Regions from separate parts of the Homo sapiens genome. Here region 2 is linked to region 1. Evidence: read pairs that join two places in POLR2A ChIA-PET (ENCODE). Cell type or tissue: K562. All regions are shown on one strand. Each heading gives the region's core, and the rest is flanking DNA. Links, peaks and the distances in the headings are about the cores only. Region 1 overlaps LOC101927902 (a long non-coding RNA gene). Region 2 overlaps SRPK2 (SRSF protein kinase 2).

Region 1 (15,984 bases), core at 4,964-8,963:
GGGGTGGAAAGTTGTTGTGGAAGTAACCCTGAAGGAAAAAAGAGTTCTCTGGCTGGCTTGGCCCAGAGATACAGGCTGGAAATTAGTAAGAAGAGCAGATTTTGAGGCCAGCATTTCTCTAGCTAACTTCTAGCCCAGCGCCCCTTTTCCATCCTACTATTTCATACATGACCCCCAAGGGAAGCCATATCAGGTTCCTAGAGTTGGGAGAAGAGAGACTCAGGGGGAACCTGTACTGAAGTGACTGTGGCAGAGGCAGGGTGAGGCTGAAGAGCACCAGAACATGAGACATTTCCCCGCTGTCACTTAGTAACAAGGGCCCTGTGATGATTAATTTTATCTGTCAACTTGAGGGAGGCTGAGGCACAAGAATTGCTTGAGCCTGGGAGGTAGAAGTTGCAGTGAGCCAAGATCGTGCCACTGCACTCCAGCCTGGGCAACAAAGTGAGACTCCATCTCAAAAAATAAAATAAAAATACAATACAATACAATAAAATTGGCCGGGCACAGTGGCTTACACCTGTAATCCCAGTACTTTGGGAGGCCGAGGTGGGGGGATCACTTGAGGTCGGGAGTTCGAGAACAGCCTGGCCAACATGATGAAATCCCGTCTCTACTAAAAACACAAAAATTAGCCGGGCATAGCGGCACATGCCTGTAGTCCCAGCTACTCAGGGGGCTGAGGCAGGAGAATCGCTTGAACTCAGGAGGCGGGGGTTGCAGTGAGCCGAGATCATGCCACACTGCACTCCAGCCTGGGCGACAGAGTACAACTTTGGCAAAAATAAAATAAAATAAATAAAATTTTATCTGTCAATTTGGCTGGGCCACAATGCCCAGATACTTGGTCAAACATTATTCTGGCCCCATCCAATTGATTGAAGGCCTGAATAGAACAAAAGGCTGACACCCACCCACTCCCCAACCCACACCCGAAGAGGGACTTCTGCAGCAGGCTGCCTTTGGACTTTGTCTGCAACATCAGTTCTTCAGGGTTCACTGGCAGACTGCCTTTGAACTTGAGCTGCAATGCTTTCCTGAGGCTTCCCTGGTAAGATTTCAAACTTGCCAAGCCTTCACAATCACATCAGCCAATTCCTTAAGACAAATATTTTTATATGTATATACACACACATCCTTTTGGTTCTGTTTCTCTGGGAGCCCTGCTAATATAAGCAGTATTTCTTTCTCCAGGATTAGCCATTGGAACAGATTGTAAGTGCAGCTCTGACCTCACCAAAAGGAGACAGTAATCCAGGGACAGGAGCTTTCTGGGTAGGAGCTGAGGCTTTAGTGCAGTGACTTAGTAAAGACAGCCAATTAAAGAGTCCTGTGAGAAACGCTCACAACGCCTTCAACTAGATAAGGGGTACTGGGAACTCCCACTTCTAAGTATGCTCATGGCCGGTGTATCTTTGGAGAAATGTGGGTTTGCTGAAATTCCAGAGCACATATGAAAAAAAGCTCATCATCACTGGTCATTAGAGAAATGCAAATCAAAACCATAATGAGATACCATCTCAGGCCAGTTAGAATGGCAATCATTAAAAAGTCAGGAAACAACAGATGCTGGAGAGGATGTGGAGAAATAGGAACACTTTTACACTGTTGGGAGTGTAAATTAGTTCAACCATTGTGAAAGACCGTGTGGCGATTCCTCAAGGATCTAGAACCAGAAATACCATTTGACCCAGCAATCCCATTACTGGGTATATACCCAAAGGATTATAAATCATTCTACTATAAAGACACATGTGGCTGGGTGCGGTGGCTCACGCCTGTAATCCCAGCACTTTGGGAGGCCGAGGCTGGCAGATCACGAGGTCAAGAGTTTGAGACCAGCCTGAAACTATGAGGTTTCAACATAGTGAAACCTCATCTCTACTAAAAATACAAAAATTAGCTGGGCATAGTGGCATGAGCCTGTAATCCCAGTTACTTAGGAGGCTGGGGCAGGAGAATCGCTTGAACCTGAGAGGCGGAGGTTGCAGTGAGCTGAGATCACACCACTGCATTCCAGCCTGGGTGACAGGGCGAGACTCCATCTCAAAAAAAAGAAGACAAATGCACACGTATGTTTATTGCAGCACTATTTACAATAGTAAAGACTTGGAACCAACCCAAATCCCCATCAATGATAGATTGGGTAAAGAACATGTGGCACATATACAGAAAATCTGGCACATATACACCATGGAATACTATGCAGCCATAAAAAAGAATGAGTTCATGTCCTTTGCAGGGACATGGATGAAGCTAGAAACATCATTCTCAGCAAACTAACACAGGAACAGAAAACCTAATACTGCATATTATCACTCATGGGTGGGAGTTGAACAATGAGAACACATGGACACAGGGAGGAGAACATCATACACCAGGGCCTGTTGGGGGGTAGGGGGCAGGGGGAGGGATAGCATTAGGAGAAATACCTAATGCATGCGGGGCTTAAAACCTAGATGACGGGTTGATGGGTGCAGCAAACCACCATGGCACATGTATACCTATGTAACAAACCTGCACGTTCTGCACATGTATCCCAGAACTTAAAGTATAATAATAATAATAATAATAATCCAGAGCAATTCCCTCCTGCCCTGTCTGAGATTTGATGTAAAAAATGCGTCTTCCAGGCTGGGCACGGTGGCTCACGCCTGTAATTCCAGCACTTTGGGAGGCCGAGGCAGGCGGATCATGAGGTCAGGAGATTGAGACCATCCTGGCTAAGATGGTGAAACCCCGTCTCTACTAAAAATACAAAAAAATTAGCTGAGTGTGGTGGCAGGTGCCGGTAGTCCCAGCTACTCGGGAGGCCGAGGCAGGAGAATGGCGTGAACCCGGGAGGCAGAGCTTGCAGTGAGCCAAGATGGTGCCACTGTACTCCAGCCTGGGCGACAGAGCGAGACTCCATCTCAAAAAAACCAAAAATAAATAAATAAAATAATGAAAATTTAAAAATGCTTCTTCCGGCCAGGCGCGGTGGCTCACGCCTGTAATCCCAACACTTTCGGAGGCCGAGGCAGGCGGATCACCTGAGGTCAGGAGTTCAAGACCAACCTGGCCAACATGCCAAAACCCCATCTCTACTAAAAATACAAAAATTAGCAGGGCATGGTGGCGGGCGCCGGCAGTCCCAGCTACTTGGGAGGCTGAGGCAGGAGAATGGTGTGAACCTGGGAAGCAGAGCTTGCAGTGAGCCTAGATCATGCCACTGCACTCCAGCCTGGGTGACAGAACAAGACTCTGTCTCAAAAAAAAAGAAAGCTTCTTCTAGGGAGGTTTAGTCTCAGGCTGGCTCTCCAGGCCCAGAAGGGGTCATCTCAAATTTCTGCTCTTTGTGGACAGAGCTAATCAAATACTTTTTGGGTAGGGACAGCAGACATTGCCATATTCAGCTTCTTGAAGCTCCTTCAGACAGTGGAAGCTGGACCTTGAAGCTCCCCTAACAAATAATGTAGCAATTGTTGAGAGTCCTCATGGTCATGGGATAATGCTTGGCAGTCAACAGGGGCTCACATTCTGAAATAAGTAACGCCAACATGGTCATGCTTACTGAAAACTGTAAACTACTTTGAAGCATACAGAAATGTGTATTCTGAAATAAGAGACAGGCTGATAAAAGAGGAAAAGAAAAAGGGGTTTGCTTGGTTCTTAAGAGACAGGGATGGGAGTTCCCTGTAAGCAGAGTTGCACAAGAGATGGTATGGAGGCAGAAAAGAGGAAGCAGGGAGCAAGGCAAGGCCAAAGTCAACTGAAACAGGAAAACTAGCCAGAAAGCACATTGCTTGCTCTTTGAAGACATTTCCTTCAAGTTCTGCCTTGCCCCAAAACCTAACCCAGGCCAGGGTGGTGAGCGCTCTCACCTCTGAGCCTCTGACACATGGACTGCATGTACTGCTATTGCTCCTTGGCATATGGCCCAATTTTCTGAAATCATAAGCATTTCTGTGCAACCATCCTGTCACTCCAGTTAAATTTCAAGACAGATTTTTTTTTTGAATAGTATATCCTTAGTGGAAGAAATAGGAACCATTTTATTTTATTCATTTATTTTTTTTGAGACGGAGTCTTGCTCTGTCACCCAGGCTGTAGTGGAATGGCGCGATCTTGGCTCACTGTAACTTCTGCCTCCTGGGTTCAAGCCATTCTTCTGCCTCAGCCTCCTGAGTAGCTGGGATTACAGGCGCCCGCTACCACACCCAGCTAATTTTTTTTTGTATATTTAGTAGAGACGGGGTTTTGCCATATTGGCCAGTCTAGTCTCGAACTCCTAACTTCAGGTGATCCACCCACCTCAGCCTACCAAATTGCAGGGATTACAGGCGTCAGCCACCGCGCCCGGCTCCAGACTGGGTTTTTTAGCAAAGAAGGAATTAATACAGGGAAGTTGGTGCTCATGAAATAGTTGAAAGTACTGAAGGAATAAGCATGTAGGCTGGGGCCTTCTGGAATGTCTACCTGAATGCCACAGAACTGACCCTCATTTCCCTCCCTCCAGAAGCTACAACCTCAGCCCAGATTAGCAGGCTGAGGGGTCAGGAGGCTGTCACTGGAGCTGTTGAGCTCATGAACACGCCGAAGTTGCTGCGCTCCAGAAATGTGGAAGTTGGAATGAAGAGCCACCACTGCTGCCACCAACATGAAGCTTGACCAAGCAAGCCAAGAAAAGATGGCCAAGAGCCTCTGCCTTCCTTCTGCCTTCTGCAACGCAATGGTGAGCTGCACATCCACAACTTGAAGGGAGTCTGGGAAATGCAGAGTTAAACTTTCTAGCCTCTCTAAGCTTTCAACTGTTACAGAAAGGCAACCCAGGAGGAGACTGGAATAAATGCTGAGTGCCAATTTCCAACACAAGTAGTCATTATAATTGGGGTGAGTGTTATCTTGCCCTGGCTCAGGGGTAATCTTGTGTTGGTTCTGTTCATCCCCACCAAAATCAAGTGCAGGGCTTATTCTCCCTTCCCTAACCATCAGGTCACTAGGGGTCCAGGGCCTCACCTTCCTTCTCAAGAGTTAATGAGCATTCCAGGATGTTGTAAGGAAGGACTGTCCATATGGAATAGGGAGGACACAAACCCAACATTTTGCTCTGACTGTTAGCCAATAAACAATGTCCTGGTTGTTGCTTGCTGTCAGGCATAAGTCCTCACTAGACACCTACCAGAAGGCAACTAACCCAATGGTCTGGCATAGGCAAAGGGGCTTACTAAAATGTAGGCTGGCACTCACTTCTAGCCCTCTCCTCCTGTCCCCACCACCTCTCTGTCTTATCACTTCCCTTCTATCTCCCCTCCTCCCTCAGCCTAGAGAATATTTTTCTAACTTAGGTAAGGAGCTTTGCTGTTATTCCTGATGTTTTCTCCTAAATCTTTTACCAGTTTGTTCTCTCCAGTTCACTAAGGATCTAGACCAGTGGTTTTCAATCTGCAGCCTACATCTGAGTCACCTGGAGGGCCTGTTAAAACACAGAACGTGGAGCCCAACCCCCAGAGGTGCTGATTCAGTAGGTCTGGGGTAGGGCCCAAGAATTTCCCTTTCTAACGAGTATCCAGGTGATGCTGATGTGGTCTGGAGACCATACTTTGAGAACCACCGGCCCAGGCTTTTGAAACTGAAAAACTTTGCTTTCTGCTTGTAAGACCCATCTCTTAGATAGGAGCAAAGAATGGTTTGTCTGTTCAAATGGGGAGATGGAATAGAAGAAAAAAAATCTAGAAGAAAAAAATCAAAATCAATGTTTTAAAAATAGTATTCTAGCATTCAGTAGTAATAATATAACCCCTTTGCTATGCCTTTAATATCTGGAAGAGAGAAGCTTGAGTACTTGCAAAATCTTGCCCCTGGATGGTGCAAAATAATGTCTCATTTTCCTCTTGAGTCTTTTGTCTTTGCCAAATCTATCTTAGAGGACAAAAAGGAGCAAGTCCTTCCTCCCTGCTTTCCTCTGTCTCCTCTTCTCTTTCCTCATGATGCTTCGGTCTCTTCTGTTATCCCTTGGCTCACCCCTCAGTCTTGATTTTTCTCACTCTGTGTTCCTAGCTGTCAGTCACGTGGACCTAATCCAGTGTTCTCCCAAGTAGAGGGGCTTAAGCTACTACTTTCAGGCTGTGCTGAGTGATATACATACAATGCCTCATTGACAATCCTGAAGGATGGTATTTTGCTTCTCATTTCACAGATGAGGAAACAGATGCTCAGAGAGATCACACTGCTAGGAATTGGTGAATCCAGAATTTGAGTCCAGTTTGTTTAGCTCCCAGTCCCAGGTCCTTCCCACATGTTCATGATCTTGTGTCCTTTTGCATCCCCAGCCCACAGGACAAAAACCTTGTCATGCTTGGGGTCAGGTTCTGGCCCCAGCTGAGGGCTGAGGGGAGTGGGTGGACACAGGGCAGGGAGCTGGAAGAACACCTGAGAGACAGCATGTAAGTGAGACATGGCTTTATTCAGCAGCCCCTTTACAGGGTCAGTGTTACATTTATACACTACACAGACAATAGTGGCTGAGAGCCAGGTGGTGAGCTTCTCTATGTTATGTCTACATGGCTATGATTGTATAAGACACGAGACTGCACTTGCGCCCCAATACTGCTGAGTCATTTAGGCTGTTTACCTTGACCTATGCCTGCTGCTCTATGCCTGCTTGGCTGCAGCACAGCCATGTTCCTTACAGACCTTCAGATGGAGATTTGCAATGAGTGCACTAAAAGAGACTCCATGTCAGATGCCAATCTCTGGGCCAAATCTTTGTGGGATACTTTACTCATAGTAGGAACTGCAGGACCACTACTTCCACTGGAGCATTTGTGTGTGTGTGTGTGTGTTTGTGTGTGTGTGTGTGCGTGTGTGTGTTTTCATGTGTGGGACATTCTTTTTGAAAATGAACATGGTGGGAAATTATGGTCTCACCCTCAAAATCCAACCAAATTCTCAGCAAACCCCAGATTGTGTAGGTTGTAGGAAAGAAGCATGTTAGTTTTGGCAGAAATACTCTTAGTCTGGCAGTAAATTTCTTAAAACATAAAAATGCTTTTTAACATCCTGTTTTTGTCCTCCTTTTGTTGATTTTTGAGCATTTCTTCCCAAGCAAGGAATTATGTAGCAAGATTTGAAAATTACCAAACTTTATTTTGTTAGTTTTCTTTGGTTCCTTTTCTATGTTTCTGTATACGTTATCTGCTTTAAACTTTAAACTCAAGGATTAAAGTGACTCTAAAGCACTTCGGAGTGATCCAGGAACCACATGGGGCTGGATAGCAGTTTCCTAGAGCAAAATGACAAGCCCTGAAAAGCTTACTGTAGGCCATCGAGTTCATACATGGCCCCCTGTCAGTGGGTAGATAAGCTGTGAACCTAGGAATATGGATGCCTGTGATAACTGGTCCTCACTCTTCTTCCTAGACAAAGTTTCAGATCTCTGTGTCTTTCTGGGCATCTTCGAAAACTTCCATTCCCCATTTGCCATGTAAGCCAGACTCATGTAGAAGTTAGGATTTGTAGACCCTGGAGGTAAACAGCTTCCTCCAGAACCTTGTTCTGCCTCTTAGTAGCTGTGTAATCTTGGGCAAGTTACTTAACCTCTCTAGGGCTCAGTTTCCTTACCTGTAAAATGGAAATAAAGCACATTCTTCCAGGCCAGGCATGGTGGCTCATGCCTGTAATCCCAGTGCTTTGGGAGGCCGAGAAGGGCAGATCATGAGCTCAGGAGTTCAAAACCAGCCTGGCCAACATGGTGAAACCTCGTCTCTAAAAAAAAGCAAAAATTAGCTGGGTGCAGTGGTGCACACCTGTAGTCCCAGCTATTCAGGAGGCTGAGGCATGAGAATTGCTTGAACCTGCTTGCAGTGAGCCGAGATCCCGCCACTGCACTCCAGCCTGGGCGACAGAGTGAGACTCCATCTCAAAAAAAAAAAAAAAAAAAAAGCACATACATTCTTCCTAGGGTTGTAGTGTGGCTCAAATAGATGCTTACTTAAAGCAGTCTCTGGTGTATAACAAATGCTCAATTAAAGTTGCTATTCTTGGCTGGGCACGGTGGCTCATGCCTGTAATCCCAGCACTTTGGGAGGCCGAGGTGGGTGGATCACCTTAAGTCAGGAGTTCAAGACCAGCCTGGCCAACATGGTGAAACCCTATCTCTACTAAAAACACACAAAAAAATTAGCCAGGCATGGTGTTGCATGCCTGTAATCCCAGCTACTTGGGAGGCTGAGACAGGAGAATTGCTTGAACCTAGGAGGTGGAGGTTGCAGTGAGCTGAGGTCGCACCACTGCACTCCAGCCTGGGTGACAGAGCAAGACTCTTTTTCAAAAAAAAAAAAAAAAAAAGAAAAGAAAAAACAACTAAAGTTGCTATTTTTATCATGAAATTGCTTTTGTCTTGTGGTGTCAATTAGATCACAATTATGTGAATATATCTATGAACATCTTCCTGGCTTCTAGACTGGTAAATGAACTCAGAAAGTCCTGGTCCTTACCAAAGATGGGTGGTAGTAGCAATTCCTCCAACAATTTACCCCTCATCAGCAACATGTGTCATCCTTTTAGTTAGGCCTCCTTTGCTGCTCCATGTCACAGATTAAAACACAGAGGCAAAAGTCAAAGGTTAAGTAACCTAGCTTGTCTTCAAAAGCCCTGCTGTGAAATGTGGCCTTCCATGGTTCCAGTCTACTCAAGGTGGCTTGGAAGCCATGAAACCTCAATCTTGGCTCTGCCATTAACTAGCTGTGTGATACAGGACAAGTCACTTCACTTCTCTGAGCTTTAGGTCTCAATAGTAAAATAAAAGGCTTGAGCCAGAACCCTGTGACTTGGGGCTCCCTAGATCTTGGGGAAACCTGTACACATCTCAGCGAGCTGACAGATGTCTGCACTGAGATTAACTTTGATCATTGTCGGCCATTTCTACTGACAGTGAAGCCAGCTGAAGTAGTAGAAGCATAAATAGGAGAGGCAGAGATGACCAGTTTTTTTTTTTCTTTTTTTTTTTTGAGACGGAGTCTCACGTCACCCAGGCTGGAGTGTAATGGTGCGATCTCAGCTCACTGCAACCTCTGCCTTCTGGGTTCAAGTGATTCTTCTGCCTCAGCCTCCCGAGTAGCTGGGAGTACAAGCGCCTGCCACCATGCCCAGCTAATTATTTTTTATTTTTAGTAGAGATAGGGTTTCACCATTTTGGCCAGGCTGGTCTTGAACTCCTGACCTCCGGTGATCTGCCCACCTCAGCCAGCCCCTGAAAGTGCTGGGATTATAGGCGTGAACCACCGCACCCGGCCAGAGATGACCAGTTTTCTGATGAATGGTGTCCAAAGGCTAGGCCCAGACCCAAGGCCTGTAGGGAGGCAGTATAGCTGAGATCTGCACAGTCCCTTCGACAAACATACCATGTGTGGGATAGATGAAGGGGCAAAGGAACCTTGAGAACCCTTGGCCAGTGATTAAGAGTATTTACCTGGCATCAGAAAGATCTAGTCTAGGTTCAACTTAAAGCTGTGCTATTTACTCTTTGCGTGACCTTGAGCAAGTCAACCTCTCCCAGCCTCAGTTTCTCCAAGTGTTGTGGTCATAATTAAATGAATTTAAGTACTGATGTACTTAAGACAGTTCCTGAGACAGACTGAGCTCTTAACTGCCATTAATTACTGCTATCGATGTGAATATTCGAGCAGCACCAGCTGATGGGAAGGAGGAGGATCCAGGATTGGGTGGGTGGGTGACAGCAAGCAGGGAACTAACCTGGCTGGCTAGACTGGCCTGGGAAAGGTAACCAGGTGGGCTGAGTAGATAAGGCAAGCTGGGATCTGGTTCAGTTGATTATCAGTATCTTCAGGGAGCAAAGTAAGCAGCTGGAATGACTGTGAGAGAGTGGGGATAGTAGACCAAAGTCAGGAAGGAGTCATGGCTCTTGAGCAATTGACTTAATCCAAGCAGAGCCCCAGCCAGTAGGGACTGAGGAAGGTTGGAGAGGAAAGTATATTGGCAAAGAGGAAGACAGGGTGATTGAATCCCAGCTGACAGGCGGAGTCCAGTCCTAATAAGGGAAACTGAGGCACAAGGGCATCCTAATGAACTAGGTCACTGCAAAGTGGACTGTCCAATAGAGGAAGGAAGGGGAGAAAAGGCTGTGATGAGGTAAACCTTGAACTCTCAGAGCTCTGTTGTAGCCCAGGAGATAATTACCAGCCTGCTAGGCCTGGCAGGGTCGGTGGGGCTGAGCCTTCCGAAGTTCTTTCTAGAGCAGTCATGGTCACCAGTGACTCGAGCCAGTTTACTCCCCTCTTGCACCCAGCCACTCAATCAGAGTGCAAACTGCCCGATGCCAGACCACAGCTCCTAGCAATGTGATAATCTGGTGCCCAGGAATGTGAGAATGGTCAGTGCACAGGAATCTGAGGCAGAGAGGATATATGGTGACCACTCCTCAACAGTGGCAAGAGCCTGTACTTGGAAGAAAAGGATTTTTCTTATCTTCCTAGGACAAACCTGTACTTTGTTACTAGAAGAGAGCTCCTGGGTTTGCCCGAGCTGTCTGCTCAGGTTTTTTTTCTTTTTGGAAACAGTTTCGTTCTTGTTGCCCAGGCTGGAGTGCAATATGGCAAGATCTTGGCTCATCACAACCTCCACCTCCTGGGTTCAAGTGATTCTCCTGCCTCAGCCTCCTGAGTAGCTGGGATTACAGGTGCCTGCCACCACGCCCAGTTAATTTTTTGTATTTTTAGTAGAGATGGGGTTTCACCATGTTGGCCAGGATGGTCTCGATCTCCTGACCTCGTGATCCGCCCCCCTCAGCCTCCCAGAGTGCTGGGATTACAGGTGTGAGCCACTATGCCTGGCCTTGTCTGCTCAGTTTTATAACGATCGCTGAAGCAAAATGAAATGGAAAGGTTGGAGAGTAAGAGTAAATAAAATGACTTGGCCTGCACATTTTGTGGAATTTCCCCAAATAGTTTACCAAATATGAAATGCTTCGGGCTCAAATGGGATTTTTTTGTTTGTTTCTTTCTTTTAATTTAGAAGCAACCCTGAATATTTGACCCCTGGTATAAATTGTGTTACCAGAAGCCTAGAAATTTGTATTTCAAATTTCCTGTCATTTTTTTTTCTTTTTTTACACATTTGTTTGTAGTCATTCACTACTCATTTAAGGAAAAAAAAAATCACTATCTGGGATGGATAGCAGTTTTTCTAAATTTCATAGTAATTTTTTTACCTGTTCATAAGATTTTGATTTACTTTAACATCTCTTTGGGGCATAGTTCAAAATATCTACTGCTCCCTTACAAATCACTACATGATTTTGGCTTCAGCTTTGTTTGAATTTATTGAGCTTTTCTGTTTATGTTGCCTGCAAGCCAACTGTCTACATAAAGCACTCTTCCACTTCAGTTTTGTGCCACAGGACTTCATCTACCCAAGTCTGAAACAAGTTCCCAGAGGAATTAGCTTTATCTCCTTACTAATAAAATTTTTTTTTTTTTTTTTTTTTTTGAGATGGAGTCTTGCTATGTCACCAGGCTGGAGTGCAGTGGTGCGATCTCGGCTCAGTGCAACCTCCACCTCCTGGGTTCAAGCGATTCTCCTGTCTCAGCCTCCTGAGCAGCTGGTATTACAGGCACGCACCACCACTCCCGGCTAATTATTTTTTATTTTAGTAGAGATGGGGTTTCACCATTTTAGCCAGGCTGGTCTCAAACTCCTGACCTCCAGTAATCTGCCCACTTTAGCCTCCCAAAGTGCTGGGATTACAGGCATGAGCCAGCATGCACAGCAAGCAATGACCATTTCTTTTTATTTTTTTTCTAATAGAAAGTTTCAAAGAAATCTCTGGAGCCGGGAATGGTGTTGTGTGCCTGTAGTCCCAGCTACTCAAGAGGCTGAGGTGGGAGAATCACTTGAGCTCAGGAGTTTGAGGTTGCAGCGATTGCACCACTGTACTCCAGCCTGGGTCACAGAGCAAGTCAAAAAAAAAAAAAGTCTCTGGTTTGAAAAATGGAAATGGGAGAAGCTGACTTTCATCTTTATAGATTAAAACCTTTCAGTGCAGGTTATAGACTTTGGGTTTTTGAGGTTTGTTTGTTTTTTTTTTTTTTTTTTTTAGTTGATGGTCATCATCCAATAATTTTAAAAAAACCTGTCATGCTTCTTACAGTATAAACTATATTTATTATATCTTACAGTATAAACTATGTCTGTTTTATTATATCCATATTATTTTCTAACTCCTGGCACAAAAATTTCAATTTAGGCACAAGATCTGAGAAGATGGTTTAGGGACAAAGGGGTAAAGATGATTCCTTTGTGGATTTCATCAAAGCATGTTTCAAAAGTATTGTGCTATTGGGCTGTTATTTATCTGTTTTTGAGGCGGAGTCACTCTGTTGCCCAGGCTGGAGTGCAGGGGCCTGACCTGGGCTCACTGCAGCCTCCACCTCCCAGGTTCAAGCGATTCTCCTGCCTCAGCCTCCCAAGTAGCCGGGATTACAGGCACGCACCACCACATCTGGCTAATTTTTGTATTTTTAGTAGAGACAGGGTTTCACTTTGTTGGCCAGGCTGGTCTCAAACTCTTGACATCAGGTGATCCGCCCGCCTTGGCCTCCCAAAGTGTTGGGATTACAGGCGTAAGCCACTGTGCCTGGCCAGGCTGTTATTTTTGGAAGCATGATAGTTATATAGGCCTAAAGTTGTATGTAAGTAAGTAGAATATGTATTTTAATTTAGCGGTTAACAGATTTAATTTCATTACCTATTAATGGAATGTAGAATGTTCTCAATAGTTATTTTGGCTTCAAGTTGGCTTTCTGCCTTCATGATCTCTGCTAGATTTAACTGGCCTAAAACCAGCTAGAAAAGACTACATTACAGTTCTAATTTATTGGTTTCAAATCCGAGCTTTTATAAAGGTCTATTTTATGGACAAATAATGTCCATCAAAATAAACTATTTAAAGCCTGGTAAACTTTTTTTTTTTGAGATAAGGTCTCATTCTGTCACACAGGCTGGAGTACAAATGCTGCCATCACTGTTCACTGCAGCCTTGACTCCCTGAGCTCAAGCGATCCTCCCACCTCAACGTCCCACGTAGCTAGGACTATAGGTATGCCACCATGCCCAGCTAATTTTTGTATTTTTTGTAGAGACCCAGGTCTCACTATGTTGCCCAGGCTGGTCTTGAACTCCTGGGCTCAAGTGATCCCCCTGCTTAGGCCTCCCAAAGTGCTGGGATTACAGGCCTGAGCCACTGCACCTGACCTAAACATCTTGCTCTCAGCATTTTTATTAGTCTGCCTTTAGACTTCATCATTATAAAGAGATTCCCTTTTGATTTCTGTTAGAAACAGCTTAGTTAGGAAGTAAATATTGGTAGATTCATTCTTGGTTACCAAATTCTATTTGCAGATGATTGAAAAGTAAGAATTTTTATTTTTTTTAGACGAAATCTCGCTCTGTTGCCCAGGCTGGAGTGCAGTGGTGCGATCTTGGCTCACTGCAACCTCTGCCTCCCAGGTTCAAGCCATTCTCCTGCTTCAGCCTCCCAAGTAGCTGGGATTATGGGTGTGTACCACCACACCCAGCTAATTTTTCTATTTTTAGTAGAAACGGGGTTTTGCCATGTTGTCCATGCTGGTCTTGAACTCCTGAGCTCAAAGCGATCCACCCACCTTGGCCTCCCAAAGTGCTGGGACTACAGGCGCAAGCCACCATGCCTGGACTAGAGTTTTTTGTTTTTTGTTTTTTAATTGAAGAGTAGATGTAAATTGTTTGCCTAGACTGTTTAAAAACATGTTTAAAATGGTACTTCCAGACCAATGATGAGAATGTGTCCTGAAACAGGTATTATTACTGATTTAATTCTGTGCTCCTGAAGTTTATTTTAAAAATAGCATATTGTAAAGGAGATAATCCTAGATTGTGTGGGTATAGTGTGTGCATTTCTATATGTACATAGCAGTCATAAAGTAATATTCTGGGCACCACAAATCTAAAAAACGTCCAAGTCATGGAATCATAGTAGAGATGTCAAAGGGAGGGAAAGGGTGAGAAAAGGGTGAACTGAAAAAACCTGATAGTATTATTTCTTCCTGCTCAGGGTTAATAATATAGTAAAAAGAGATTTTTATTACATACAACTAGAAAGGACCAATTAGAGTGTGGAAAGTGTTCCTTTGCATAGTCAAATGATAGGCAGGGGAATATAATTTCACCAGAAATTACTATAGCGAGTTTCAATAAAGGACTGCAGAACAATAAGGCCTTGTTAATCCCATACTGGTCTGTTCAAATAGTGTGTAATTCAAAGCAATTGCTGCTCCCTAGGCAGGAATTTACAATTGCTACATGTGAAGGGAGGATAATGTGTCATTCCAAGGGGAAATCAGGTTCTGGAAAGGGCCTCCTGGCTGCAGAACTGTATGTGTCCCCAAACAGCTCCACAGCAGGCCAAGTTAAACAAAATAAGTAGAGAACCACCCTGTGAAATGAGTCTGCTTCGAATTGATCTGTATTTGCCTTGCTCTCTCCTGCCTTTTTGGTGGATGACAAAATGTCCCCAAACCAAGGATCAAGAGGGGAAGGCAGAGAAACTCAGACCTGAATAAGCTATCACTTAGAAATTGACTGCCTCCACCAGTGCACGGTGGCTCACGCCTGTAATCCCAGCACTTTGGGAGGCCAATGCAGGCAGATCACTTGAGCTCAGGAGGTAGAGACAGCCTGGGCAACATGGTGAAACCCCATTTCTAAAAAAAATGCAAAAATTAGCTGGGCCTGCTGGCACATGTCTGTAGTCCCAACTACTTGAGGAGTGCTGAGACAGGAGAATTGTTTGAGCCCAGGAGGTTGAGGCTGCAGTGAGCCATGTTCATACCACTGCACTTCAGCCTGAGTGACAAAGTGAGACCCTGTCTTAAAAAAAAAAAAAAAAAAAAAGGCAAGAAAAAGAAAAAGACAGAAAAAAGAAAGTGACTCCTCCCACCCTACTCCCCTACTTGGCAAGGGCATACAACTTCATTCAAGTGAACTGCAGCCTACATGTACGGACTGTATGTATATTTAATTGATAATAGTGATGCATACAGAGCACCATCCCTGGGCATAGAAACACTGGACAAGAGTCAAACATGAGTCAACTGTAAGAGGAGGCTTGAATCGTAATACATTTTGAACAATTATGGTCAATAATCCTTCAGAGAACAACCCTTCAGTTCTACGTTGTCATTTTTGTGGAATTAAATGTGAACAGCTTAAAATTCCATACTGTTTTAAAACTCAGCTTTGAATTCCAATGACTGACTAATCCATGCTCCCAGGGACACCAAGCTATGTCAGTCCTCCAACAACATATTGTGAGGCCACGCTGAGCTGCTAATTCCTGTGGACTAGCTAATTAGGTAAAAAATTAAATTAAAAACGAAAAGCCCAGGCATGGTGGCTCATGCCTGTAATCCTAGCAGTTTGGGAGGCTTAGGCAGGAGGATTGCTTGAGCCTAGGAGTTTGAGACCAGCCTGAGCAACAAAGTGAGCCCCTGTCTATACAAAAAAATAAAAAATTTAAAAAAAAATTAGCATGGTGGCACACACCTGTGGTCTGAGCTACATGGGAGGCTGAGGCAGGAGTATTGCCTGAGCCTAGGAATTGAGGCTGCAGTGAGCTGTGTTTGTGCCACTGCACTCCAGCCTGGACAACAGAGGAGAGGAGAGGAGGAGAGGGGAGGGGAGGGGAGAGGAGGGGAGAAGAGGGGAGGGGAGGGGAGAGGAGAGGGGAGGGGAGGGGAGGGGAGAAGAGGGGAGGGGAGGGGAGAGGAGAGGAGAGGGAAAACTCTAGAGGTAAAATCATTATGCAGAACCCACTGGTGTGCTGTTTTTGACACGAGGACTGCCTATTAGGTGCTCAGGAAATAAATAAGAATCTTAGATGAGACATCCCAGCAGATTAGGATCCAAAAGATCTGTCTGGAATTCTGAGATGCCATAACACGTAGTAAC
Region 2 (15,984 bases), core at 6,528-10,527, 190 kb after region 1:
GGGCTCATGTTATTCAACGACATTCATGCATCTTCCTGGTGCAAACTGAATAATATGTGGAGTTCTATATCTGAACAACAAAAGAGATTCTGAAAAGTACAAGAAATTAATGGATAGGCACATTGATGATGTCCAGCCCATAGAGGTCAAAGGAATACGATTTTTGAAAAATCGTTTTCCAACTAAAATTGTATTTCGGTATCAAATACTATCTCAAGGTAAAAATGTCAGTATCTTTCTTTCCTAAAATATATTTGACCATTTTCTCATGCACGAGAGTTGTCCTATCTTTCCACCTTGGCTTCTTTCACAGTTCAAAGGTTGATTCACTGTGCGGGAGGCTGCACAGTTAAGAGTTAATGTGCCTCAGTGTGCAAATGTGTTCACATGAGGTCCCAATGACAATGATGCACCTCATGACAAGCAAGAAGTGATCTCAGTAAAAACTTAAAGTTCCAGATTTTTTTTAAAAAAAATTGGCTATTGCACTCAACTAGGCTAACTTTCCTAAAACAGCAATGGGCAATAAACACAAGAAAAATACTTTGCCACTGGGACAAATAAAGTTAGTTAAGATAATTGAAACCATTAAAGGAAATGGCAACAGGGCAGCGTTAAAAACATGACCTTGGATTCAGACTGCTCTTAAATTACTGCTCAACCATTTACTCATTGTGTTACCCCTGGGCAAGCTGTTTAAGCTGTTTGAGCTTTCATTCTCATCTATGGGAGGGGGAAACACCTGTTACACACAAATGTAGCAATAAGCTTTAGAAATAATCTACGGAAAACTCACAAAAACAAAGTCTAGCACACAAGAAACTTAAATGGTAAAACGTATCTAAGTCAGAAGACTTGTACTGATATTGACTTATTGAATTATGATTTTTCATCACTTTTTAAAAATTAATTTCTTTTTAGAGATGGGATCCCGCTATGTTCCCAGGCTGGAGTGCAGTGGCTATTCAGAGGTGTAAGTAAAGCACACTGAAGCCTCAAGCTTCTGGCCTCAAGTGATCCTCTTGCTTCAGCCTCCCAAGTGGCTGGGATTACAGGTGTGAGCCACCACATCCAGCTTCCTAAGTCACTTATTAAAGTTCTCTGGGTTGGCTGGCACGATGGCTCACACCTGTAATCCCAGCACTTTGGGAGGTCAAGGCAGGTGGATCACCTGAGGTCTGGAGTTCAAGACCAGCCTGGCCAACACGGTGAAACCCCCTCTCTACTAAAAATACAAAAATAAGCCAGGCATGGTGGTGCATGCCTGTAATCGCTGCTACTCAGGAGGTTGAGGCAGGAGAATCACTTGAACCCAGAAAGCGGTGGTTGCAGTGAGCTGAGATCGTGTCACCACACTCCAGTATGGGCAACAGAGTGAGGTTCTGTCTCAAAAAAAAAAAAAAAAAAATTATCTGGGTCTCAGTTGTTTCCATTTCTAATATAAAAGGACTATACTTGATAACCCGTATGGTACATCCCAGCAACAAAACTTTGATTCCATAATTTAATTTTGAACTACTTTTTTCTTTTTTTGAGATGGAGTCTCACTCTATCACCCAGGCTGGAGTGCAGTGGCACGATCTTGGCTCACTGCAACCTCCACCTACTGGGTTCAAGCAATTCTCCTGCCTCAGCCTCCCTAGTAGCTGGGATTACAGGCACATGTCACCATGCCCAGCTACTTTTTGTATTTTAGTAGAGACGGGGTTTTCGCCATGTTGGCCAGGCTGGTCTCAAACTCCTGACCTCAGGTGATCTACACATTTCGGCCTCCCAAAGTGCTAGGATTACAGGCGTGAGCCACCATGCCTGGCCAGAACTACTATTTTTAAATGGTTTTATTTTCAAAAATAACATTTGTCTTTCCAGTGAAGTTTTAAGTAATAATGCACCCCAGAATCAACCAACATTGACGAGAACTCCTACAATTATTTATACAGGATAACTGTGACAATGGGAAAAACAAAAACACAAACCAAAAGGAATCATGTTTCATCCCCATGGATAGATCTCCCCTTGCAAAATCTGACAGAGTTAAGTCTTTACTAATTCTTTCCTCTGTTGCTTTTACTTGTCAAATCACAGTATGTTCATCTTTCTTGCCTAAAAACCTTAATACGGCTGGGCGCGGTGACTCACGCCTGTAATCCCAGCACTTTGGGAGGCCGAAATGGGCGGATCACAAGGTCAGGAGATCCAGACCATCCTGGCCAACATGGTGAAACCCCATCTCTACTAAAAATACAAAAATTAGCTGGGTGTGGTGGTGCATGCCTGTAATCCCAGCTATTCAGGAGTCTGAGGCACAAGAATTGCTTGAACTCAGGAGGCGGAGGTTGCAGTGAGCCGAGATCGCGCCACTGCACTCCAGCCTGGTGACAGAGCAAGATTCCGTCTCAAAAACAAACAAAAAACCTTAATACTTGGTGCTAGCAGCAGGAGGCAGCAGAGATCCTTTGGCTGCCAGGGAAGCTGAGATCAACCTAAGCCCAGACGAGCCAGGGACGTGACTCTCAATCATCCCACTCAGGGAGCCATTTCACACACATGAGGAACAAGTGCCAGGTTTCTCTGGGTAAAGTCAGACTTTGAGTTCAGCAGCAGTGCGGAAAAGAAGGCTAAGTCTAGGGCTGGGAGCTAGAAGCCCCGAGTCCCATTCCAAATTAACTAGCTACAGGTTCAGAGAAAGTTCCTTCTTTTCCTTGAACCTCAAATTCATCTTCAAAATAAGGGGCTTGGTTAAAATGGTCTCAAAGCTTGCTTTCTGTACATCAACATTTGTGTCAGATACCATCTATTACTGGTCTTCGCAACACAAATCTGCTCCTCTCCACCACAACTTGATTGAAATAGGTCCTGTAATCTTGTAGATAAGTCGGGGAACAGTCAAGCATAATGTGGAGACTCCTCTAAAGACTGTCTCCCTGGCCTTGCTCACAGCCCAGAGTGCAAAGCTTCCCCCAAAATTCTGAACTGTAAAAAGAAATAGAATGAGAGCAACTTTCCAAATTATGCTCTGCTACTGGTGATAAGCGGTGGACTTTCTTCCTCCCACACCTGAACAAAGGACACAGAGCAGGGAGACTCTGTCTCCTCCTACTCTGTGGGTAACAGAACCTAATGAAGCACCCAGAGAAACCCACGTGGGCAGCCAGATGGGCTGGCAGAGGAAGGAGGCGACCCCAAGCAGGAGTTCTTCATTGAGAATATTAATTACTTGTGGGCGTGCGGGACACCAGAGGGGTTCTCCGCAAGCCTAGAAGTTTCCTGCTGGAAACACTGAGGGTTCCACTAGATTTCCCTTCCACAGTGAAACACACAAGGCAGGTCCCACCAACTGCCTGTGAAAACCAAGATGTTAAACTCAATGGAGGAGCTTGGAAATACCTGTTAACAATAAAAGAGGACAAGAGCCAGAGACACGCTCAAACCAAAAATCCAGGGGACGGCGTCCTTACCCACATTGTCCTGAAATAGCCTCTGCTCCTTTTTCTTTCATCTCTAACTGGTGAGAATTAATGAGAAAAGCCAGCAGCTGTACTTCTGAATGTCATCAGGAAGAAAGTTAAAGCTGCTGTGCCCAGCACTGGGACTGCACAAAGCAATGGCTCAGGAAAGCAGCTTAGTCCCTTGAAACAGAGCCACCTCACCACATTTCCTGAGTCAAGGGCTCAACATCCTGAGGAGAATTCCAAGTCAATACAGCATCGTGTGCACTACCATGCTGAACAAACCCAGTAATATCAAAATGTTTACCAAATTGACATGAAAGCTTCTGGTCTGAACTTGAACAATACTGGTTCAGTCATAACAAAATTTACTGATAAACAGGGCCACTGAAAGAATTACAATGGTAAATAAATACTAAGTGTAGAGAGACAAAATCAGCCAATGATACAGGTGAGAGGACCTGCGGGGCACCACCGTGGCTCTCGGCATACTAGAGGGTTGCACCCCAAAGGGAGAAGTCTGGAAAAACATTGGGTTTTAAAGGTCTCATCTGGTTACATATTATAATATCTACTTCATAAAATCTAATGGCTATACTTTTTTTGTTTGTTTGGAGACAGAGTCTGTCACCCAGGCTGAAGAGCAGCAGTGACACAATCTCGGCTCACTGCAACCTCCGTATCCTGGGTTCAAGCAATTCCTGCCTCAGCCTCCCGAGTAGCTGGGACTACAAGCACGTGCCACCACACCCAGCTAATTTTTGTATTTTTAGTAGAGATGGGGTTTCACCATATTGGTCAGGCTGGTCTAGAACTCCTGACCTCATGATCTGCCCGCCTTGGCCTCCCAAAGTGCTGGGATTACAGGTGTGAGCCACCGCACCTGGCCCACCCTTATTCTTGTTTGTCTGTTTGAGTCAGAATTTCGCTATTGTCACCCAGGCTGGAGTGCAATGGCACGATCTCGGCTCACTGCAGCCTCCGCCTCCCAAGTCCAAGTGATTCTCTTGCCGCAGCCTCCCAAGTAGCTGGAACTATATGTATGTGCCACCACTCCCAGCTAATTTTTTATATTTTTAGTAGAGACAAGGTTTCACTATGTTGGCCAGGCTGGTCTTGAACTCCTGACTTCAGGTGATACACCCACCTCAACCTCCCAAAGTGCAGGGATTACAGGCGTGAGCCACTGCACCCAGCCCCCTTATTCTTAATCTCCACAATCAAACTACAAATTATGCATTACTATTTCGAGTTTACAAATGAGGAAACAGACTCACAGAGGCTAAGTAACTGATCAGGAGTACAAGATAGAAGTGCCAAAGCTATGATGTTAAATCAAGTCTGTCACCAAAGCACAATACACCTTACACTTTCTCTTATCCCAGTGGTTCTCAGTGAGAGGAAAACTGGCAAAGTTCAGAGATATTTCTAATTGCCACAATCAGGGATGGTGACAGCTGATACTGGCTCTGAGGGGTAGATGCCAGGGACGCTGCTAAACATCCTATCTGGTCTGAAGTGCCAGCAGCCCTAGGGTTGAGATGGGGCCTACACGTAGTTATGGGACCAAATGTGAGCTGAAGGCATTTCAAGAAGGGAAGGCATCCTCTTAATTGGGTACTGTGAGAAGCCTTTGTCACAATGGTGGGATTTTCGTTGAGTCTTAAAAATGTGGGTAGACAAGGATGGCATTTCTGGCAGCCTAGAACAAAAGAGATGATCAAAGATGTGGAGATAAAAAACGGAAAGGTGCCCTTAGGGGTCAAGATGATTACCAGTGAGTACTTTCTCTAAACTACCTACAAAATAAAACCAGTAAACATTCATGAATGAAAATTCTGGTAAATCTGCACATTATAAATGTTTGGGACATCTTTGAACATTCATAAAAAACGTAAGCTGGTAGATTCCAGAGGGAAATAGGGTACCTGAGGGACATCACTTTTTGTCTGCAAGGGGAAATACAGGCTGACACCAGATGATAGAAAATCTTAAACAGGTTCCCAGAAAGTGACTTAACTTCTACTGGACATAGGCCCAGTACAATTCCAAACTTATTACAGGCTCATAATAAGTTTATTATATAAAACCCATTATATAACGGCCAAAATGGTAAACCCATGAGCTCTGAAGCCAGACTATCTGGGTTTGAATTCCTGCTTCACCACTTAGCACTTTTTAAGCGACTTCCTAACTAGGGGCAAGTTACTTAACCTCTCTGGGCTTCTGTTTCCTCTTGATGAAATCAGGAAAGTAATAATACCCATTTCACAGGGTTATTGTGAGGAACTCAACTATGCAAAGTACTCAAATTATACCTGGCACATAGTAAGCACTGAATTAACTATTTGCTACTATTAGCATTACTATCTCTCATTACATCTTTACAATAAACTAATGAGGAAGGTATCATTTTTGTTTGTTTTTTGTTTTTAAAGAGACAGTCTTGTTCTGTCACACAGGCTAGAGTGCAGTGGCACCATCATGGCTCACTGCAGCCTTGACCCCTTGGGCTCAAGTGATCCTCCGACCTCAGCCTCCCAGGTAGCTGGGACCACAGGTGCATGCCATCATACCTGGCTAATTTTTAAATTTTGTTTGGTAGAGACACGGTCTTGCGATGTTGCCCAGGTTGGTCTTGAACTCCTGGTCTCAAGAAATCCTCCCACCTCAACCTTCCAAAGTGCTGGGATTACAGGCATGAGCCACCACGCCTGGCTGGTATCATTATTTTCCCCACTTTTATTGATGATGAAATTGTGGTTTGCAGAAGTTAGGTAACTTGGCCAAAGCCCTTTGGTGAATGTAGGGTATATTTGATGCCAAACCCAAGCTCTTAACAACTCCATATATTGCTTCATGAAGGCCAAGAACATAAAGCTTCAGCAAACAGGCAATGGGAAGCCACTAAAGAATTCTAAATGGGAATATGAGTCATTAAAGCAAGGTTTTACTTGCAATAGAAAGGAGAATAAACTGGAAAAGGGACCGGGAATTGGATGGGCTGTATGCACAGAGAGCCAAGAAAAGCCTGTGAAAAGGTACTAGCTGGAGGTGATAAGGGCCTGAACTAAAGAGGACAGCAACAGAAATACAAAGAACATCAAGAGTAAAAGACATGGCAAAGGAGAGTTCAACAGGCGGGTTCCTGGGGAAGCACAGCAAGTGATAGAGTAAGGAGAATGACTGGAACATGGTCGGTTATCCATGACTCTTAAGAAGAAGGTCTACAGTGAAAGGATACTAAGAAAATACTAAGAAAATTGGTCTGCTCTGGCTTGTTCTGGGAAATGATATAACTGTGTCAGTCTGCAATAAAAAATCTTCCTAGTACTACCCGGGAGAAAGAAATACTGAAAACATAGGCTGAATCAAAGGGGTTGAAGGGAAACCTCAGGTAAGTAGATTATTAACTGGAGTATGTAATTTCTTGAACAACTTACTACACTGAAAGTTCTGCGTAAGCTTAGGGGGAAAAAATCCAGATTCCATGATAATATTTTTCTTAAAGAAAGATGGGTTCACACACACAAAACCAAAACCAAACCAAAATTCCATTAACACTGCATATAAGAACAAAGTGCAGACCACATGACACAATCAAATTTTCAGCTTGAATTTCTCTGAACTAAAGAAATAATATAAGAGCTCTTTCTAAGTTTCCACCAAAAACAGGGTACATGAATTACAGTGAGGATAACACACGCATTGGCCAGGTGTGGTATAATCCTAGCAACTTTGGGAGGCTGAGATGGGAAGACTGCTTGAGTCCAGGAGACAAAGAGACCAGCCTGAGCAACACAGTGAGACCCCGTCTCTACAAAAAAATAAAAATTAGCTAGCACGGTGGTGCATGCCTGCAGTCCCAGCTACTAGGGAGGCTGAGGTGGGAGGATCACTAGAGCCCAGGAGGCCAAGGCTGCAGTGAGCTGTGACTGACCAGTGCACTCCAGCCTGGGTAACAGAGGAAGACCCTGTCTCAAAAAACAAAAACAAAATGAAGAACACAGGTTAACTTATTTAATCTTCGGTTCATTCAACAAGGATGCACTGAGGTTCCACTGAACCTCAGATTTTCATCTTTCAACTTACAGACTCCTTCAACTTGCTAAGGCTATATTTTCTTCTCTAGAAGATAAAATAAATGTCAATGGCTCATCTGTGAATTCACCTTTTTTTTTTTTTCCCTGAGATGGAGTCTTGTTCTGTTGCCCAGGCTGGAGTGCAGTGGCATGATCTCAGCTCACTGCAACCTCCACCTCCCGGGTTCAAGTAATTCTCCTGCCTCAGCTGGCAGAGTAGCTGGGATTACAGGCGTGTGCCACCACGCCTGGCTAATTTTTGTGTTTTTAGTAGAGATGGGGTTTCACCATGCTGGCCAGGCTGGTCTCAATCTCCTGACCTCGTGATCCACCCGCCTTGGCCGCCCAAAGTGCTGGGATTACAAGCGTGAGCCACTGCGCCTGGCCAAATTCACCTTCTTACACACTAAGCCTAAAGGGTGGTGGTGTGGTCAGTCACTTAAGGCAACAGCAAGCCCCTCTGAAAGCATGAGGTTCTGGGAAATGATGGAGCCTGCGGGAAATACATGCAGGCAGCTATTTCTGAAATTATTCAGTATTTGTTAGAATGTGTAATTCCTTTAATATTTTCAAGATTTATCAAAAATAATTAGGAGATTCTTCCCAAGTTTTAACAATATGGTTTTATTTTTTTGTGTTTTTTTGTGTTTTTTTTTTTTTTTAAAGACTTTAGAGTTGCTGCTAAATGTTACAAATAATACACTAGTCTTATTTGGGGATCAAATAATTCCACTTAACATACTAATTTCTGCCCTCACCACATAACCTCTTCTACATTAAAGTTGTTCATTTGAGATATCAGCCTGTCGAAATAATGAATAAAAATGCTACTATTTGAAAGCTAAGGGCAAACAGATACAGTACTGAACAAAAGTTAGCCATAAATCTAGGCCCACATGTATACCTAGCATAATACTACATAGAAACACCTCAATTCAACTGATATAGAAGACAATGTAGTGAACTTTTCCCTCTCCAGCCCCTCTTCTCAAGTAACATCTGTCATGTTACAGAATAAGCTGCCAATTTTCCATACAAGGCTGGGTGCAGTGGTTCACACCTGTAATCCCAGCACTTTGGAAGGCAGAGGCAGGCAGACTGCCTGAGCTTAGGAGTTTGAGACCACCCTGGGCAACACGGTGAAACCCTGTCTCTACTAAAAATACAAAAATTAGCTGGGTGTGGTACCAAGCACCTATAGTCCCAGCTGCTCAGGAGGCTGCAATGAGCTGAGATTGCACCACTTCACTCCAGCCTGGGTGACAGAGCGAGACTCCGTCTCCAAAAAAAAAAAAAAAAAAAAAAAAACCGTACAAAAGGAAGAAGAGATGAACACACAGGCAGGCTAAACAAAGTTATCTGCACACAAATTCAACAGAAATATCAAAGATGCTTTTACTACACAAATTTAAACTTCAAACTTTTTACAGGCAATGAGTAGAATACATACTGATTCCATGCAGAACACTGGAATGGGCAAACACTGCTAATTAGGAGGAGTTCTTCCATCTACGCATACTTTCATTCTACAGATGTTTACTAGAGCATCATCTCTAAGCCTGACCCTAGCTGAGGGTTTTCTTCTGGCAGGGCAACTGAACAAAACACACATCTAATACAGTAATTTCTATATGAGTTAAACATTTCCATTTTTTTCCCCAGCTTTACTGAGGTACAACTGACAATAAAAACTGAATATATTAGTAGTGTACATGTCTTGAAATATGTGTACACTGTGAAATGATTAGCACAAAACAGCTAATTAACCTAACCCAGTATGACATATAGACTCTGTGTGTGTGTACATGATGAGAACATTCAAGTCTACTCTGTTAACAAATTCCAAGTACACAATAATGTTAACTATAGTCATCATACTGTCTATTAGATCTGCAGAATTTAACCACGTTATAACTGAAACTTTGTACACAACTCTTCAATTATCTATTATTTAATCTCCATCCAAGGATACTTAGTAAATAAACCCAGTAAGTTATTTCTTCTAAATTACTTCCTAATGAACTAAGTGGATGTTTTATAGTAGATACTGAACAAAAACAATGTAATTGTACCATGTCACATACCTTAAAAAAAAAAACGACAGGCAAAAAACGTATGCCTGACAATTACATGTTGTTCCCTTCACAACACAAAATATCATTAAATACTGACTTAATAAGAGTTCAAAATGTTATGCACTGATACATATGTAACATACATAACATATATACATTATGCACTGATACATATGTAATACATATACATATTTGTAAACAGCATTCATGTTGAAAGCCTAACCAATTAGGTACTAGGGCCTAGGGGCTGCCGTCAAAAGTCTCACCTGTCGAATGATACTCTTCACACAACGTACTGGGAGGCCTTGATAGTTGGATTTGATGATCCACTTGAGGAGATGGTGGCCAAGTACTTCGAAGACCATGCAGACATCTGGGACACAGTTAAGGATCGTTTGTGGATGCACTGCCTGGAGTGAGGCAGTTATTGAAAGCAGCACCATTGTGTCACTTGCAAAGCACTTATTACTTTATAAAATACAACATCAACCCTATCAGTAATACCAAAAGTGAGAAAATGTTGTATCTCACTTAAATAACAAGAACTGACATTACTAAATACAGGTGTTTCCCAGTATCTCAGGAGATTGGTTCCAGGACCGCTCTCAGATACCAAAATGTACATATGCTCGCCTCTTCAGTAAACTGGTGTAGTATATACATAACCTATTCACATCCTTCCATATACTTTATTTTTATTTTTTTTTGAGACGGAGTCTTGCTCTGTCGCCCAGGAGTGCAGTGGTGTGATCTTGGCTCACTGCAAGCTCTGCTTTCTGGGTTCACACCATTCTCCTGCCTCAGCCTCCCGAGCAGCTGAAACTACAGGTGCCCGCCACCACGCTCGGCTAATTTTTTGTAATTTTAGTAGAGACAGGGTTTCACCATGTTAGCCAGGATGGTCTCGATCTCCTGACCTCATGATCCACCCGCCTTGGGCTCCCAAAGTGCTGGGATTACAGGCATGAGCCACCGTGCCCAGCCCATATACTTTATTTAAATCATGTCTAGATTACTTATAATACCTAATACAATGTATATGCTATGTAAATAGTTGTTATACTCTATTTCTTAATTTCTACTACTTTTTACTGGTGTTTCCCAAATATTTTTCATCCAACGTTTATTAAATCTATGAATGGGGAACCAGCAGATAAAAAAGGGCTAAGTGTACTTACTCTGTGCCATATATTATTTCACGTGTACTCCAAACAACCTTAGGCAATAATGTAATTAACCCCACTGTAGGCATGAGGACATGGCACTTTCTAGGTGTAGAGTGCACTTAGAAAGTGCCAGGTGGCTGAGCCACTACTCAAGCCTACACTGAGCTGCACTCTCACCCATCTCAGCACACTCCCTGGAAATCAGCCTGATGAAACAGGCAAGACTGAAACCTCCTAGGAACTGACATGAAACAAATACAGAGCTCCAGTATCTCAAGTGTCCTAACTGCCTGCCTAAATTTCTACTTGATAAGCTACATAAAACACATTATAAAATAAAAATTTAGTAAACACAGTTAAGACCTATTTAATCTTTTCCTTGAATAATATCTTACATTATACAACTAGATCAATTTTAATACTATAGGCAGGTGTTAAGAATGTATGATCACCATTTAAGACATGGTATTAAGACTTAATCTATAGTAACAACATCTCAGGAATCTGGATTTTCTTTTCTTAAAAAAGACAGGGTCTCACTACGCTGTGCCAGGTGGACTAGAACTCCTGGGCTAAAGATACTCTCTTGCCTTAGATTCCCAAGTAGTCAGTACTACAGGTGAAAACCACCATGCCCAGCTTAATTTTTTTTTGAGACACAGTCTTGTTCTGTCACCCAGGCTGGAGTGCAGTGGCACGATCTCAGCTCACTGCAACCTCCACCTCCTGGGTTCAAGCGATTCTCCTACCTCGGCCTCCCAAATAGCTGGGATTACAGGCGTGTGCCACTATGCCCAGTTGATTTTTCCAGTTTTAGTAGAGACAGGGTTTCACCATGTTGGCCAGGCTGGTCTCAAACTCCTAATCTCAAGTGATCCACACACCTTGGTCTCCCAAAGTGCTGGGATTACAGGCATGAGCCACCACACCTGGCCCCAACTTAATTTTTTTTTAAAATAGGTATTTCAGCCTTCACAACTATGATACCTCCAATTTCATTATATATTCATGTCATTCATACAGGAAGATTACAAATGGCTCTGAAACCCTTTGAGAACATTTTATTCATCCCTGGAGGCTTACATTTGACTTTAGAATCAAAAAAAGTAGTTGATTTAATCAACTATAATAACTGAATATGCTATATTAAAACAATATTATTTTAAATATTTTTAGTGAAAAAAAGAAAAATCTTTCTATACTGTTTAAGAATGTAAGCACTACAGATTTATGCGCAGATAATCTAAAGCCAGAAGTTTCTTACTATTTCCCAGGCTCATTACAAAAACGGCAGATTATTTAAGGACTACATTTAGCAGCAGGCATAGGGCGAGGCCCAGGATATCCCAAACATAACCTAAGTCTTCTCAAAGCACTGGCATATCTGGATATGATGATTACTTCGCATTTTGCTTAACAGTAAAAATACCCACTAGAACGTATATTTCAAAAACCTCTATTTACCCACGGATTAAGTAGTTTCTCCAAAGAAATGTTCTATTAGCTGTCCCAAGAAGGACCTTGCAAGTCGGACACAGAAGAAGTGAGTGCTCTGCCGCTATCTGCTTACTGATTTATCTATCCAAAGGGAAAAATATACTCAGCAGTTAGCAGAAATTAACTGGAGAAAAAGGACGAGGTAACATTAGCAGCCACTGGTACTTCCTAGTATACTCAAGATGAATTTCTAAAAGAAATATGAGGGATTTTCAAAAAGTCTATGGAAAATGTGTATTTTGAAAACACTATGCATAGATTTCAAAAATTTTTTTGCACCAAAATAAACTCATACTAGTTTGTTAAAGTATCTGAACAGGATCTAGTTTGAGGCACTCGCAAGATAAGACATCAGTTTGAAAAAAGCCTCTAACAGAGCAACATGAATTCTAAAATCAAAGCAATAACAAACATCAAATTTATGATGAAGCTTGGGTGAAAAAATGGTGAAATCACTGATGCTTTATGGTAAGTTTAAGGGGACAATACCGCAAATAAATCGGCAGTTTACAAATGAATAACCGGTTTTAAGAAGGGATGAGATAATGTTGAAGATGAAGCCTGCAGCGGCAGACCATTTGCATCAATTTGTGTGGAAAAAAAGTTTGCGGCCGGGCATGGTGGCTCACACCTGTAATCCCAGCACTTTGGGAAGCTGAGGCGGGCAGATCACCTGAGGTCGGGAATTCGAGACCAGCCTGACCCACATGGAGAAATCCCGTCTCTAAAAAAATAAAAAATAAAAAATAAATACAAAATTAGCTGGGCGTGGTGGCACATGCCTGTAATCCCAGCTACTCAGGAGGCTGAGGCAGGAGAATCTCTTGAACCCGGGAGGCGGAGGTTGTGCTGAGCCGTGACTGCACCATTGCACTCCAGCCTGCGCAACAAGAGCAAAATTCCATCTCAAAGAAAAAAAAAGTTTGCACCCTAATTGAAGAGGACAGATGACAGCACAAACAACAGCCAACACCACAGACTTCACGACTGGTTCAACTTATGCAATTCCAATTGAAAACTGAAGTTGAGCAAACTTTCCACTCAATGGGTGCCAAAACCATTGTTCCCAGATCAAGACAAGAGCAGAGCTTTCAACGGAAATTTTAAACAGGTACGATCGAGATCCTGAGGCATTTCTTCAAAGGACTGTAACAGGACATAAAACATGGTTCTACAGTATGATCCTGAAGACAAAGCACAATCAAAGCAATAACTACCAAGAGGTGGCAGTGGTCCAGTCAAAGCACTAGTGAACTAGTGAAGAGGAAAGGTCACTGCAACCGTTTTTTGGGATGCTGAGGCATTTTGCTTGTTGACTTTATGGAGAACCAAAGAATGATAACACCTGCTTATTATGAGAGCTAATTTTGAGAAAGTCAGTGAATGCTTTAGCAGGAAAATACCTCAGAAAACTTCACCAAGGAGTCCTTCTCCACCATGTAAATGTTCCTGTTCATTCCTCTCATCAAACGAGGGCAATTTTGTGAAGAGTTTCAGTGGAAACTCATTAGACATCCACCTTATTATCCTTATTTGGCTACTCCTAATTTTTGTTTCTTAATCTTAAAAAGGGCACCCATTTTTCTTCAGTTAATAATGTAAAAAAGATTTCACTGACATGGTTAAATTCCTAAGACCCCTGGTTCTTTGGGGAGCAACTAAATGGCTGATATGATTGTTTACAAAAGTGTCTTGAACTTGATGAAACTTATGTGAGAAATAAAGTTTATATTCTTTATTTTTGTCTTTTAATCTAGTTTTTCTATGAACATGGTGACATTCCCTTGTATAAAAACCTTCTCAAATATATAGAGTGAAGGAAATGCTTCCCTAGTTGATCATGACTTAGTAGATGCATAAACTGGATGTCATTTTGGAGTTTAAATCTGGGAAAAAGCCTTATCCTTAGGCTTCTGACATTTGTGAAAGTAAAATATCAAAATGGTGGATCTGTTCCAAACATGATATAAAGAGCAAAAAATCTGAAAGAAGCCAGAAGACCACAGCTACTGACACAACCTAGCACCCATCAGTCATGTGCCTCTGAGTAAAGTGGTCCGATTTTCTTGAACCTTGGAAAATGAAAGTACTGCCTACTCCAGGCACACAAAGGGCTATCTCAGAGGATCCAACACCCACATAAAGAAAAAGTACTCATGACACTGAAGGCATCATCTCTTCTCTTCATTTTTGCTTTCTTCTCTGAGCTACAGGTTTTGGGATACTTTGCTCTCTGTCACTTCTCCCTGGAGCTACCCTTTGCCAACTCCTCAGGTAGAGGAAGGATAAGGATAACATGCCAACCCTTTCTACAATCCTAATTCACTTCCTCCTGAGTCCCCATCAAAACCAACAAGCATCCACATAACTTAGTAGCATGGTCAAAACTGATATTCTCAAAAAAGAAAGGAAAGTCAAGGGACACCTTTGCTTGTCTTCTTCCTAGACACACTTCCAAAGATAACTAGTATTAGTGAGAGGTGAAGCCAGCTGGACTTCCTGGGTCGAGTGGGGACTTTGAAAACTTTTCTGTCTAGCTAGAGGACTGTAAATGCACCAATCAGTGCTCTGTGTCTATCTAAAGATTGTAAATGCACCAATCAGTGCTCTGTGTCTAGCTAAAGGATTGTAAATGCACCAATCAGCACTCTGTAAAAACGCACTGACCAGTGGTCTGTGTCTAAAGGATTGTAAATGCACCAATCAGCAATCTGTAAAAACACACTAATCAGCACTGTGTCTACCTAAAGGATTGTAAATGCACCAATCAGCACTCTGTAAAATGGACCAATCGGCAGGTCCATTTCTCCAACGTGGGCACGGACAAATGAGGGAATAAAAGCTGGCCACCCGAACCAGCAGCAGCAACCTGCTTGGGTCCCCTTCCATGCTGTGGAAGCTTTGTTCTTTCACTCTTCAAAATAAATCTTGTTGCTGCTCACTTTTTGGGTCCACACCAACTTTAAGAGCTGTAACACTCACCATGAGGGTCTGTGGCTTCATTCCTGAAGTCAGCGAGACCACGAACCCACCGGGAGGAACAAACAACTCTGGATGCGCCACCTTTAAGAGCTGTAACACTCACTGCAAGGTCCGCAGCTTCATTCTTGAAGTCAGTGAGACCAAGAACCCACCAGAAGGAAACGGACACATTACGACTAAGGCCATCCATCCTTTTAAAAAACATGAGAAACACCTACACTTATAGCTGACCAAGAAACACTTTCCTCTGTTAAGAATCACTAACTTCTGTCAGGATAATTTAAATACTCTGTGGATCATAGTCTAACAAGAAACAGAAAAATGTAAATTGAGCAAATTAATCTGAAACTGAACAACTAAAGTAAGTGAATACAGACTTAGGAGTAAACAATATTGTTAAAAATGATTCAAATATGTCTTTAAAAGTTCATTTTTGCAATACCAAGGAAATCTGTATTAAGAAGTCTCCAATACCAACGATATCTGACGAGATATCAAGAACCCGTTAATGTCTTTGGTGAGTTTTAAGGTTATGTTTAAAAGTTCATATTTTTTTCAAAGATTCACAATGACACAGAAGTAAAAGGACATGACTTCTAGGATTTGCTCTATAATAATTCAGCAAGAAAAGATAGATGGATCAATTATGGCCAGACCATGACAATTATTAAACTTGAGTGACGAATTTACAACAATTTACTGTAGTATGATCTCTTTCTTATATGTTTGAAAT

What was found. Peaks named below come from ENCODE experiments on the same cell type or tissue, not always from the same donor. Only the 100,000 strongest peaks of a DNase experiment are listed, where the experiment ranks them.
Region 2: POLR2A ChIA-PET joins it to region 1 with 5 read pairs; 3 of 35 experiments call an interaction of 5 or more read pairs at or near these places.

What each region holds. Positions count from the first base shown.
Region 1 is chr7:104,957,486-104,973,469 of GRCh38, forward strand. It overlaps LOC101927902 (a long non-coding RNA gene), which reads left to right. Exons shown (of 2, transcript NR_187679.1): 2 at 4,499-4,849. Among named protein-coding and RNA genes, the nearest start is that of LINC01004, 26 kb to the right of the region's middle. RefSeq lists an enhancer at 3,869-3,938. In K562, for the core only: no CTCF peak of the experiment used is centred there; DNase peaks (open chromatin) are centred at 6,624 and 7,326.
Region 2 is chr7:105,150,635-105,166,618 of GRCh38, forward strand. It overlaps SRPK2 (SRSF protein kinase 2), which reads right to left. Exons shown (of 16, transcript NM_182692.3): 7 at 9,873-9,979. Among named protein-coding and RNA genes, the nearest start is that of KMT2E, 140 kb to the left of the region's middle. In K562, for the core only: no CTCF peak of the experiment used is centred there; no DNase peak of the experiment used is centred there.